Regions from separate parts of the Homo sapiens genome. Here region 2 is linked to region 1. The links are chromatin contacts, found by Hi-C or POLR2A ChIA-PET in ENCODE. All regions are on one chromosome and are shown on one strand. Each heading gives the region's core, a stretch centred on a gene start or an enhancer-like site at or near the end of the contact. The rest is flanking DNA. Distances are from core to core; before and after follow the strand shown. Region 1 overlaps IGF1R (insulin like growth factor 1 receptor). Region 2 overlaps IGF1R (insulin like growth factor 1 receptor).

Region 1 (6,648 bases), core at 1,411-3,910:
CAAAATTAGTTGTAATGAAGACTTCATGGGGAAGGGGATGGTGACATTTAAAATGTATTTTCATTGTAAAAAAAACATAAAAATCAGAATTTACAAATTTAGATTTCTATCAATCATGATTAAAATAAGATGTTTTCCACTTAATTCAACATGGTAAACAAAGCTGCTTCCTTTCATCCCAAAATGGACATATTCAGGTTTTTATCCAAATGTGTTACTGAGTTTTGTTTCTTCTTTAAAAGTGTCTAGATTAGGGACTCACAAATTCAATTCTTTCAAGGAATACTACATATTAACAGGAAAGTTATTTGCTCAAATAGGTTTGAGAAATGCTATTTAAAACATAAACAGGAGACCAAGGCAGGAGGATCACCGGAGTCAGGAGTTCACAAGCAGACAGGGCAACACAGCAAGACCCCATCTCAAAAAAAATCAATAGGAGGGAAATAAGTAATCAGCCTTTTGCTGGGCTATGAAAACATTTTAGGCCAGTGCATGAAAAGATGCTCAGAGGATTTCAGAGTTCAAGAAATGTTGGACTACATTAACATTTAATGTAGTCTTGAACCTTAAGACTCTTAAACCTGGAATATCACAATGCTGTCCAAATTATCCATCAAGTCTACAAAGACAGGAAATAGACTCAATATAGCCCCAGTACCCCGGCACAGTAATAGCACATGGTACATAAGGAGCATGTGACATGCATATGCAAATAAGAGGTACAAAATATGCAAGGTAGATAAAGTTCTAAGTAGTTTACATATTTGCCCTATCTTGTTTATACTATTTACCAAAAAAGGCTAAATGTTATTAACTCATTATTTCTATTCAAAAAGCATTTGATAAATAGCAGAAATTCAGTCAAGTACTTACTACTTTACAAAAAGCTCAGGTAAATAAATATAAATGGAAAACTGAGAAACTAGGTTCCACTATAAGCAGAGTCTTCACCAGCTATGGGTAGCTCTAATGGAACAGTAAAATCTTCTAATGGATTTAAATACGATCTGATGTGCGACATTAGTAATTTAATTTGGAGGGACATTTATTTCTAGCAAAAGTGATCAGGCAAGTCCCTTCTACACCCTAAAACCCATTTCTTTTTTGCCCCCAATTTTAAACCTGCCTCACTATTAAAGCTTCAAGACAAACTCTACAATCATTTTATCAAGCTCCAAACAAGCTGCAGAAGTACTAAAATTGTTTTTAAATTATAAATCAATTTGGGAAGAAGTGACATTGATAATATTCCAGTTTCTCACCTAGAGAAAATGGCATTTCGCTTCATTTAAATCTCTTTTTCTTTATTTTGAAACAGGGTCTCGCTCTGTCATCCAGGCTGGAGTACAGCGGCACAAATGTGGCTCACTGTAGTCTTGACCTCCTGGGCTCAAGTAGTCCTCCCACCTCAGCCTCCTGAGAAGTGGACATGACAATTGTATGCCACGACTCCCGGCTAAATTTTGTTTTGTTTTGTTTTTTAAGAGACAAAGCTTGCCATGTTGCCCAGGCTGGTAAATCTTCTTTTCTACATTGTTCAGTAAGATTGTGTAGATTTTCTGTAAATACATCCTACAAGTTTCCTATTAGAATTACTTCTTGTTATCTGGATTGTTTAATTAAAAAGAAATGCAGTTTTATTACTTCCAAAAACATTAAGCAATTCACTTATCTATCTAAACCGTAAGGAGATCCTTAAGGAGATAGACTGCCTAAAGTGAATAGTGAGGCATGATTTATAATTAGTATGTTAATTTCATCTGTAAATAGGAAACTATAAAACTTTTCAAGGTAGTTTAAAAAATTCCATCAAGTAGATAACATATTCACCTTACAATTTTATTTACTCTCTCTCTCTTTTTTTTTTTTTTTTTTTTTTTTTTGAGACAGAGTTTCATTCTTTTTGCCCAAGCTGGAGTGCAATGATGCAATCTTGGCTCTCCACAACCTCCACCTCCCGGGTTCAAGCGATTCTCCTGCCTCAGCCTCCTGAGTAGCTGGGATTACAGGCATGCGCCACCACTGTGGCTAATTTTGTATTTTTAGTAGAGATGAGGTTTCTCCATGTTTGTCAGGCTGGTCTTGAACTCTCAACCTCAGGTGATCCACCCGCCTCAGCCTCCCAAAGTACTGGGATTACAGATGTGAGCCACCACACCCGGCCTACTCTGTTAATTTAAACAACTATTAAATGAGACAATACACTGCAAAGCACTTAGAAAAGTGCCTGACACAGGAATAAGTTTTCTTTTTTCTTTTTTTATTTTATTTATTTTTTTATTATACTTTAAGTTTTCAATAAATGCGAATGTTTGTTATTACATAAATTTAAAAAAAAAAAATAGCCACCTGGCTCCATTCTTGGCCACAAACTCTGAAGAGGTGGAGTTAAAGTGTGTGAGGTATGTCGGATAACCTCCCATGCAAGTCACTACCACAGCTGACATCCCGGAGCCAGAGAACTTGATGAATGTCTTCAATGGTCACAGCTGAAAAGGGAACTAACTCCAGGTCCCCAGGCTGACTTGCCCTCCGAGCCTGGAGGGCAAACTCTGCTAATTAACTCTCTTTGCTTGGGTTCGCCTCTGTCATCTTCACCCCTGTGCCAACAGGCTATCTCCACAGATAGCCTGCTCTCGTGTGCCCTCTACTGGAGGGCTGTGGTTCCAGAGTTGCTCCAGCCTCGGACTCGGCTCCCCGCAGACGGAATGTCCTCCTCCAGGGAGAGGCTCGAGTCAAGTGCTAATGTGTTGTCAACCTCTGACTCCAGAGAAGCGGATTATATGATTTAATGATAGTTCCGCATCAGAAAAGATTTTGAAACGTGTAGCTCAAAACAGTAAAATTTCACAGTGATTATCTGAAACTGAAGTAGTCCAAACCGCTGACGGTGTAACCTGAGCAACTTGTTTTAACTCCTCTGAGGCTGTTTCCTCATCTGTACGGTGGGAATAGCAGTACTTACCTAACCAGGCTGAGGATTAAATGAATTAGTATCTGTAAAGTGCTTAGAATGGTACATAGCACAGAGCAGTGTTCTTAAATATTTCTTGAAAAAATTAATAAAGGAGAAGCCTACCTTAAACCTTCAGAGAAAATCTGAAGTCGAAATTTTTAAAAGCTAAATTTTAGAATCAATTGCATTTTAAAGTCATCATGAAACATGAGGTTGCTGCTACACAGTCACTTGTGCTGGATTATATAACAGGTGAAAACTTATTCTCTTGGGAATTTCCAGAACTCTGTGGCACAGCCAAAATACACCGACCTTGAATACATTGTTCTGGAACAAAGTGGATGTACTGAACACTGAATTGATGTTACTACTTCGTACCAAGCACACAGCACTGAATGCTCTCACGCTCAATTATCTGACAGTGATGCTAGTAAGAATAAAACATAATTTTTAATCTTATTTAAAATGTATTATGCACTCCCAGAGTACTTACAAGAAACTACTCTTCTGCTTTTCATGGATATCTATTCATAAGAAGAAAGACAGCTGGTTTTGGGGCTGGTGGTGGGTTTTTCCATTGTTTTCAAAAGACAGAGAGCTATGCATATGCTGACTTCCAAAGAGGCTATCATCAGTCACCGGAAATCCACAGAAAAGGTCACTGCCAGAGATCTGCCATGTGTGATCCACCCACTCTCACTTCAAGGCCACTAGCACCACTACCAGGCTGACACAAGGCCCCTGGGAAGGTGGCCCAGTGCAGGACAGACACAAAAGGGACCACAGTCAAGGAGCAGCCTTACTTTCTCACCTCACCCAAGATAGAGAGCTATGGGCCAAGGGAGGGGAAATCAGGATATGGCCACCCAGGCCAGGGCTGCCCCCACTCCTCAACCCTGCTCCCCTGGAGAAAGACCGTACTCTTATCAAGGGCCCTGTGGGTGACAAAGAGCTAGAGAGCCACTGTGACCACTGGGTTTCTGCACCATTTGGCTAATGAAAACCATGACCCTCTCTGGGTCTCAGTCTTCTCATCTGTGAAGTGGAAGGATAGGCAAAATGACATGAATAACAGAATGAGTGACTATAACCCAAGCCCACAGCTTAGTGTCAAGGATTGTGAGAACGAAGCAAAAGGCATCAAGCACTCTGAATTGTTCAAATAATGAAGATGATGCCCACAAAGACAGATAGAACATGCCTCAAAGCTTCTCAGTTTTCCTACGACTAAGATAACCAGTCACCATGTGGCATGACTCCGAGGACCACGTACAGGCTTTGCATCTTCTGTGAAGGCTTCAGTTGCCCTTGGGGATACATCGCCGTTCTGTCCACCAACACTCTCTCATGTTCTCAGGACATAATTACCTATTTCTGTTCTATCCTCACCCCCTAAAAGATTAGTCTAGAACCTGTTCTTATTAAGCTCTGCATTGTCATTGCTGAACACTCTGTCATGCAGTAGGTGCTCAATAAATATCTAACCCCCGTACACACATCAAAAACAAAAGAGCATCTATGGGTCTTTATACTGTAAGGTTTTACTTTCTTCTCCCCTACTTCCCTACTATTGGTCCCTCCATCTAGACCTTACGATCTGCAGTGGTCTACATTTGGGACCCTTACAGTAAACGTGTGCCACTTCTCTGAAAAGTCATGCAGCTGCTCCCAGCTCCGTCTCTGCATGACCAGGCAAGTGAGTGCAGACCTCATCTTACATCTGTGTGGTTCTCTTTTCTGCAGGCTGAAATGCTGCTCTCCCCATCAACTGTGAGGATGCACTTGCTGCCCTCTTGCCCACCAAGGTATGGGGCCTGGAGAGCTACGTTTGTGTCTGCTCTGACTTTGGACAGCCCCCACAGGGGTCATTCCCCGGCAGCTCATTCCATCACTGAGATGTGCTGAGATCCCAGAGCCGCCTGCACCCTTGAGGTTCCTCTTCGGTCATCATTCCTTGCTTGGACTTCTTTAGACGTCTAGAGACTTCCGAGGTCGGTGAGCAGACTGTGTCCTTAACCAGCATTTTGTTTCTCAGGGCCTCCCCGGGCCCCTCACCACCTCCCTCTCAGACTCCCAAACCCTGGAACTGAATTCAAGGCAACCTTCTTCCCTCTTTGAAAGGTTTAACAAACAGCGTCTCAACTTTAACCTTGGCAAGTACATTAACCAAGTTCCAGGTCACATGAATTAACGGATGGCCCACTTAAAACAAACCACACTGAGTAGCTACGAGGAATGTCTCCACTGCGGCAAGTGCAAAATCCAAGTGAAGGCCCTGATCAGCAAATTGAGCGTGCTTCAGGACACCCGCCCCTCCTGCCTGGCCCCCTGCCGCTGCAGCAACACATGTGAACTGACACGGTATCTGAGCACACCCCGGGAAACAGACCGCAGCCCTCCCTGGCGCCCAGTGATTACAGGCCAAGGCTGAAAGCAGCAACAAGAACCAAGAAACAAAGCCTTCTGTGAAACCAGAAACCACACAAGGTCACAAAAACAGCAAGAACTTGTAAATCCTGAAAACCCTTCAGTGAGGAATTTTCCTAAGCACCTGTGTCCAGCTCTGAAACAACAGTGGCTTGACACATACCTGAGACGATGAGAGCACAAATCCAGCCGCCCCTCCGGAAAGACCATTCAAGGTCACGGGCGTTTTAAGATGTGGTTCTCTTTTGGGCTTATCTGTGGAAAAACATCCAAGGCACAGACCAAACAGCTGCTTTGAAAACACACTCAAGACAGACCACATCCTTGCACACCGCTGTGGCCTCAGGTGAGAGGAGGTGGAGGTGAGGGCCGCCCAGCACCAATGTCTGGTAATGGCAGGTAGGGGAACTTCACATGCACCTATGTTATTTCAGAGCCTGGGCTCAACAGGGAGGTAGGGGGAAGGAGGGAAGAGGCTCTTAAAAATAATGCTGACAAAATCAAGTACCAAGAACACAAGTGTCCTGATAACTAGTAAGTTTCTTTTTTAAAGAAATAAAATCTGGCTGGGCGCAGTGGCTCACACCTGTAATCCCAGCACTTTGGGAGGCCAAGGCGCGTGGATCATCTGAGGTCAGGAGTTCAAGACCAGTCTGGCCAACATGGCAAAACCCCATCTCCACTACCAATACAAAAAATTAGCCCGGCATGGTGGCACATGCCCATAGACCCTGTTACTCAGAAGGCCGAGGCAGGAGAATTGCTGGAACCCGGGAGGCGGAGGTTGCAGTGACCTGAGATCACACCACTGCACTCCAGCCTGGGCGACAGAGTAAGACTCCATCTCAAAAAAAAAATAAAAAAATAAATAATAAAAAATAATTAAATTAAAATAAATAAATAAAAATTTCTCTTGCCCCTTCCACCCTCCCTTCGGGAGTTTAAGGAAAATCACCACAAAAGAGAAAACCAAAGTCAGTCAAAAGCTGCTTAAAGGATGTGCAATTACATGTGATTGAGAAAGTCTGTATGATTAAAGCCAGAAAGAAGGCTGCGTACTTGGCAAATACTAGGCACTGTATTTAGGCAAATATTCTTTCAACTATCAGTCTCTTCCTCCCACAACACACCTCCCTAATTTGCAAAGATTTGTTTAATAGACCAGTGGTTCTCAAAGTGTGGTCCCAGACCCCAAAAAGGATCACATGGGAACTTGACAGAAATGCAAATTCTCATCATCCAACCAGCCCGAGACCTGCTGA
Region 2 (6,648 bases), core at 1,735-4,234, 86 kb before region 1:
CTTGCCCCTTCCTCGAAAAAGAGAAAAAAAGGATAAAAATCTGAGAAACCACTTTTAGGAGATGAGCAGTAAAATGAACCAGAGGCCTCTGGCTGCATTTCTTTGCAGGTTTCCCCAGGAATAACCCAAAGAAATAATCTAACCTATGCACAAGCCCAGCTCTCTCACAGGTAACACTTGCTTCTGGGCAGACCAAAAACTTTTTAATGAAGATAATCCTCTCTCAAGGGTGTGAGATGAGTCAGAGCTGCAGGTACTAGCAGGGAAGGGAAGAATGAATGTTTAGTAGTAGTAGGAAGGTACCTAACATTTACGGGGCACTCACTGCTACCCGTGCTAAGCGCTTGGCATACGCTGTCAGATTTCATCTGTGCAACAAGCCAAAGAGGGAGGGCCTGCCGTTCCCATCTTCAGAACCAGAGCCTGAGGCACAAAGAGAGAGTGTGTGTGACTTCCCAGAGTCACACAGCTTGAAGAAGGCAGAGCTGGAATTCCAACCTGGGCGACCTGACTTCAGGGTCAGTGCTTCTAACCAACAGGCTACAGGGCACCTGTATGCGCCACAGAGTTTTCTAGCGTAATTCTCGTAACTCGTAGGAGAAATCAGCATTATTTCCCCAGACTGAGGGTCTAAGAGGCTGTATCTTGCCAAGGAGACAGAACTCACATACTGATTGCCAGGAGCTTGCATAAGGCTCATTTCCATGCCTTAAAGATCTGTCAGGGCCATTCTAAAGGACCCCCCCCCCAAAAAAAAAAACCCAACAGATTTGGCTTTTTTTTTTTTTTTTTGGAGACAAGGTCTTACTCTGTTGTCCAGGCTGGAGTGCAGTGGTGCCATCATGGCTCACTGAAGCCTTGACCTCCATCTCAGCCTCCCAAGTATCTGGGACTACAGGTGTGCACCACCACGCTCTGATTTTTTTTTGGAGACAGAGTTTCACTCATTCTTTTGCCCCAGCTGGAGTGCAGTGGTGAAATCTCAACTCACTGCAACCCCCAACTCCCGGGTTCAAACACTTCTCTGAGTAGCTGGGATTACAGGCATGCACCACCACAACCATCTAATTTTTGTATTTTTAGCAGAGACGGGGTTTCGTCACGTTGGCCAGGCTAGTCTCGAACTCCCGACCTCAAGCGATCTGCCCGCCCTGGCCTCCCAAAGTGCTGACATTGGAGACACGAGCCACTGCGCCTGGCCTGGATTTGGCTATTTTAAAAAGTGGAAACTTTACTGCTATGCTTAACCTAACTTCAAAATATTTCTCAATTATTCCTACTTTAAAAATACTACAATTCACACAGTTGATAAAGCACAGAATTAGCACCACATCAAACATAGTGTTTAATCACAATGGCTTTAAAAATATATAAAGTCAAAAAGCTTTTAAGTTCTTATTAAATATTTGTTCATTTAACACTTGGTCTACCCGTTTGTAAGGCATGTCAGGCAATTGTGAGGGCTAAGAGACATACACAAGGCACACAGTCAGATGCAGGTGATGAGATGTACACACAGATAATAATTAGAGGTAAGGATTCACGTCATAAAAGATACCTAACGGGAGGACAAGAACACTTCCAGCCAAGAGGCCCACACGATGGCAAGGCATATGCAAGGCAGGAGTGTGCAAGCAGTGACTTTAGACCTAGGCAAAGGAGCCGTGGGGACTCAAGACTGGCAAGTGGTAGGGGTGGGGCTTCTCGAATTTATGTATTTCAACAGAAAATTATAAATCACTACTCATATTAATATATAACTTAAAATTCTTAAAAATTAGCTCAGTGCTTTTTGCCTTTAAGAAATATTTTAATTAAACAAACCCAATTTGTTTTAAAACTTCACAGAACGAGGTTCAGAAAGTGGCTTTTGTTGCTGCGCAAAGTTGATGCCTACGGATCATCTATTCCTAAAGTTGTTTAGAATGGGTTATTTCTCTCTCTCTCTCTCTCTCTCTCTCTCTCCCCCTTTCTCTCCTGGCACAAGGAAGTTTTACACCATCTACAATCCCTCCGTTAGATTAAAAAAAAATAAACCTCCATTGTGAGAGGCGCCATTGGTGTCTGCCTCCTTGTCTTCCAGTCACAAATGGAGAGGCGGGCTGAAGAACAGCTTCACTGCTCAGGATGTCATGAATTTAAAAAAGTGTAGCAATGGTGCTTGGCCAGACAGAGTGGAAAACAAAGCCTCAGTCATTTGTTTAAACAAATTCACAAAAACAAAAACACTTCCTCCACGTACCCGTACCCAGTGAATTCTAAAAAGGATCACACATTTAGTATGACTTTTAAAACTTTCACTTTCACACATTAAAAACAACATGATGGGAGCAAACAAGCGGACATCACCCCTCACTCGTGCTTATCTATTTCTGGTTTCATTAAGCTGCCGAAACGACCGCCAGCGCTTCCTCTCATCCCAACAGGAAAATTTCATGGCTCCTGAAGGTCTGAGTCAGACTGGAAAGCTCATGAATATTCTGAGTTTCTGGAGCTGATGCAAGGACGTCACTATAATTGATGACCAGGCAGAGCTATCTACTACACGTTTGAACCACTCCTCTGAAATAATTTATCAGAAGTTAGATTTTCGTTTCTAAAGCTATTAATAACAAGAGTCTGTTTCTGATTTTTAAGATGAAGTTCAATCTTTCAAGCCATTCTGCTTTTCAATAAATTCCCTCTATTTGCAGAGGCCCGCATTAATATACTCCTTGCTTTACTGCATTTTAATAAAGGTGATGAGAAAATAAACCGAAGAGAACCTGAAGCTTCCCACATGCAATGGGAAGAAAGCAGCGTGCTGCAGATTTAAATCAGGATCTGCATTTACTGGGTACACGGAAGTGAAGAGAGTACGTGCATCTGTGTGGTGGCGGCGGGGGACAGAGACAGAGGCGTCTTCCTGTGGACGGCAGGAGCGTCCTGGGCTGTTCCGCTGAGATTTGGGCTCTGAGTCATGGGGTGCTCGCGTGGAACAGTAAGACCGAGTTCAACTGAGAACGCCCGCACGTATCCTATGTTAATTTTTCTTTTGCAAACACATTTGCATCTTTTACTTTCATTTTAAACTGCGCCCCGTGCATATGTGCACTACCAACCCATCCGGGTGACGGGCAAGTTGTATCTACTCTGGGAGCCTCCTCCTGCCTGCGAGGCAAGTGGCGACCCCAGAGCGGGAGGTGGGAGCCCCCTTTTCTTACGGTTCTCGGACCGCAGATTTTCCATCAACACTCAATTAGGTTTAAAGATACACTAGGGTGTGTACTGAGATAGTTCAAAATGATTTCCTTCCAACATAAAATGGATCGTGAACCACGGGAATCCTGAGCCCTCCACTTCCCAGCGAGGCAGCATGACTGGTGCTGTGAGACGGATCCACCAGTGATCGAAACCGCGTTCTGCTAGGGAAATTGAGGTTTGGACCACGTGGTCAAGGACAAATGAAAAACCTTTTACGCATTTCCAAATATCAAAATTAAAGAATTAAAAGAGAAAAAAACCCCAAGGAGTTCATATCTTCCCAAACCACAAAGCCACGCCCGGGCCCCACTCCCTTTTCTATCCACTTTAGCACATGCCGAAGCCCAGCGTGGCCTGGGACCACGTGAGGGACGGTGGGCGTGGCCGGGGCGCAGTCACGTGGCCGCTATGCACGCCGAGCCCCACCTCCAGCCAGCCCCTCCTTGGCGGCTGCAGGAGCCCAGCCAGCGATCCAGGCGGCGTTTCCAAACCCAGATCCACGCCTGTACCTGCAATGACTTACAGGATATTTTAGGAATTAGTCCAACATATCCTTTGGGATATCCTTTGGGGTCTGTAAGTAATACTCAAATAGATTTTACCTATCTCGCTGTATTCTGCAGCCAACTTTAAAACATTCATCTGGAAACTGCAAACACAAAATAACCCTTAGTGCATGATATTGTGAATTCTGTGCCCGTCTCCCCTTCAAAAGCTATATAGTATATACTTAGTACACAAACTAACTCAGAATCATGTATCCTACTGTAAGGAGTCCTCTTTGGTCCAGCAAGCATGTGTGATCTGATACCTAGCCTACTGAGATGCCTACGATTCTTTTCTTCACATCTCCCAAATATAACAGCTACATTTCAGACTCCTAAAATTTAATTTGGAATGAGTTACAAATATCAGTGAGGAAAAACGAGGGCCACAGGAAGCTTAGTATAGCTTGCACGCTCTTGTGTGAGGGCCATAATAAAATTACAAACTGGGATGGATTGCATGATATTTAAAAAATTTAGCCATTCGGTTTCATCAAACAGAAGCATGAGATTTGATAAAATGTTACACTTGAGGAGTATAAATCTTTTTTATTTTAAAAATAATAGAAAAGACCACATAGAGTAAAATCAAAGAATACAACAGACAATTTTTTAAAACTTTCTTTTGGCTAAAGAGTTATTTTTAGGCTGAGCGCTGTGGCTCCCGCCTGTAATCACAGCCCTTTGGGAGGCCGACTGGAGAAGATAGCTTGAGGCCAGGAGTTCAAGAGGGACCTGGGCAACACAGACCCCATCTCTACGAAAAATTAAAAAATTAGCTGGGCATGGTGGCACACGCCTGTAGTGGCAGTTACTCAGGAGGCTGAGGTGGGAGCATTAACTTAAACCTGGGAGGTTGAGGCTCCTGCTCCAGTGAGCTATGAGAGCAACACTGCACTCCAGCCTGGGTGACAGGCCAAGATGTCTCAAACAACAAGTGATTTTAGTATTTCAGTGATGGAAAATTCTGAATAATGATTTCTTCATACCAATTAGATTTGGGACTGCTGAAATTTAATTAAATAGGGGGCCTCCTCCAACTTGTTTGCCATGTTGGTAATGTTTGCCTATTTATTTGAGACAGTGTCTTGCTCTGTTGTCCAGGCTGGAGAGCAGGGGCATGATCACACCTCACTGCAGCTTTGACCTCCTGAACTCAGGTGATCCTCCCACCTCAGCCTCCCAAGTAAGTGGGACCACAGGTGCATGCTACCATGACAGGCTAATTTTTTTTTTTGTAGTGATGTGGTTTCCCTATGTTGCCCAAGCTGGTCCCAAACTCCTGGCTCAAGCAATCCTCTTGCCTATGGCCTCCCAAAGTGCTGGGATAACAGGCATGAGGCACCACACCCAGCCACGTTTATTCTAAAAGAGGAAAGCAACACTTTGAACACTTCTTTTAATTACAGCTTTAAAAACTCAGAAATAAAATGTCACATGATAAATTAAATTCATGGTGTTGATGTAAACCTTCCCAACCCATCTCAAGCATCTGGGCTGTGCTTCAGAGTCAGTTCCCCAATAGCATTCTCTTGAGTATCAAAAACGAGAGATTTGCAGCCAGGACCAAAACTATGAGACTATTTTGGCAATTAACATCTCCTGTCATCTTCTTCACCTCCTTTGTAGGGAGAAAGGGCAAGAACATTTCAAATAACATTCATATGTGGGATTTCTTAAGCTTCTGCATATTTTTTCTTCTTCATGTGACTAGTAATTGTCCTCCCAAATAAAAGTGGACTTGCCACTGCTAGTTAAAAAGTTTATGTCCCTCACTGTTAAAAAATACATAAAATCCTGAGAGTAGAATCCAATTACTAAGTGTAGAAAACAGAAATAGAAAATCACCATTTGGCAAACATCACAGTAATGGATGTTAAAATTAGTGGGTGAAAGAATAATGAGGAACAGAATGCTTGTTTAGATAGTCTCAAGTATCTACCTCCAAAAGATTCTTCCTAATTACAAAGAGAAAAATAGTAATGATAATGGAGGAAGCCACAGAGACCACCTTAACTAAGGGATCAAAGCTAACAGCACCAGGAAAGGAAACATCACGCATCTCCTGACAGGATGCGCAAAGACACAAACAGCAGCACCTCTGTGATCTCCAAGTTAAAAATGTACCCCCCAAATTTAATCAGGAGGAAACATCCACAAACTCTAACAGAAAGATATTCTACAAAATAACTGGCCCCATGTTCTCCAAAAGTGCGAACTTCGTGAATGACTAAAGAAAACCCAGGAAAACGTCCCAGAATTAGAAAAACTGAACACAATAAATGCCAGGTAGGATCGTCTCTTGGATCTGGAACCAAAAAAAGGGACATCAGTGGGAAAATAGTGAAATCCGAATTCAGTCTGGAGATTAACAGCACTGGAGTATGGAGTGAACACTGTTTTGATAACCGTATTACGGTTATGTAAGATGTTAACATCTGTGGAAGCTGGGTGGAGGGTGTTCCAGAACTCCTGGTACTCTTTGTAACCTTTATGCAAGTCTGAAATTATTTCAAATTAAAAAGTTAATAAACGTTTTTAAAAGTTGATAAAGCAAAAGAAAACAACTTACAGCATGATCATCAACTAAGTTGAGAAAAAGACCTTTGAACTATAAGGATACATGCAAATCAATAAATGACTGACAAACTCAAAAATCCCACCTCCAATGATACACTTAACTTTGCATTCCTTGCACTTGAACCAGAGTTACTAAAAGCCGTGCACCTCAAGATAAAGTCACTGATAGCTTAATAAATAAGGTGAATCCCTAGTTTAGAGATATGACAAACCTCTACTTTTTACAGATGATTCCTAGAGAAATACTGTTGCTGGAGTTTATTCAGGCTGGTAGAGAACC

The links. Hi-C counts contacts between places; a loop is a spot of excess contacts on that map. ChIA-PET counts read pairs that join two places held with the same protein, here RNA polymerase II (POLR2A). Pooled maps may share reads with other maps.
Region 2: a loop to region 1 is called in a map with no recorded cell type, with 5 times the contacts of the local background. The contact joins two enhancer-like sites. A Hi-C loop is called at or near these places in 64 of 168 maps with a recorded cell type or tissue (A673, B cell, CD14-positive monocyte and 40 more), 36 of 37 single-sample maps with no recorded cell type and 44 of 50 pooled maps. POLR2A ChIA-PET finds 5 or more read pairs at or near these places in 14 of 52 experiments (AG04450, CD4-positive, alpha-beta T cell, CD4-positive, alpha-beta memory T cell and 11 more).

Annotation. Positions count from the first base shown.
Region 1 is chr15:98,775,788-98,782,435 of GRCh38, reverse strand. The region is part of intron 2 of IGF1R (insulin like growth factor 1 receptor); the gene reads right to left. It overlaps LOC124903560 (a long non-coding RNA gene), which reads left to right. Exons shown (of 2, transcript XR_007064772.1): 1 at 1-6,648. Among named protein-coding and RNA genes, the nearest start is that of MIR4714, 5.3 kb to the left of the region's middle. RefSeq lists enhancers at 4,326-5,232, 5,233-6,140. Within about 2 kb of position 2,660, at least 14 of the 41 ENCODE cell types and tissues checked have a DNase peak (open chromatin) inside an H3K27ac peak, as active enhancers do; they include adrenal gland, ascending aorta, heart left ventricle and 1 more, where a contact is called at or near this core.
Region 2 is chr15:98,862,472-98,869,119 of GRCh38, reverse strand. The region is part of intron 2 of IGF1R (insulin like growth factor 1 receptor); the gene reads right to left. Among named protein-coding and RNA genes, the nearest start is that of MIR4714, 81 kb to the right of the region's middle. Within about 2 kb of position 2,984, at least 34 of the 41 ENCODE cell types and tissues checked have a DNase peak (open chromatin) inside an H3K27ac peak, as active enhancers do; they include adrenal gland, ascending aorta, heart left ventricle and 1 more, where a contact is called at or near this core.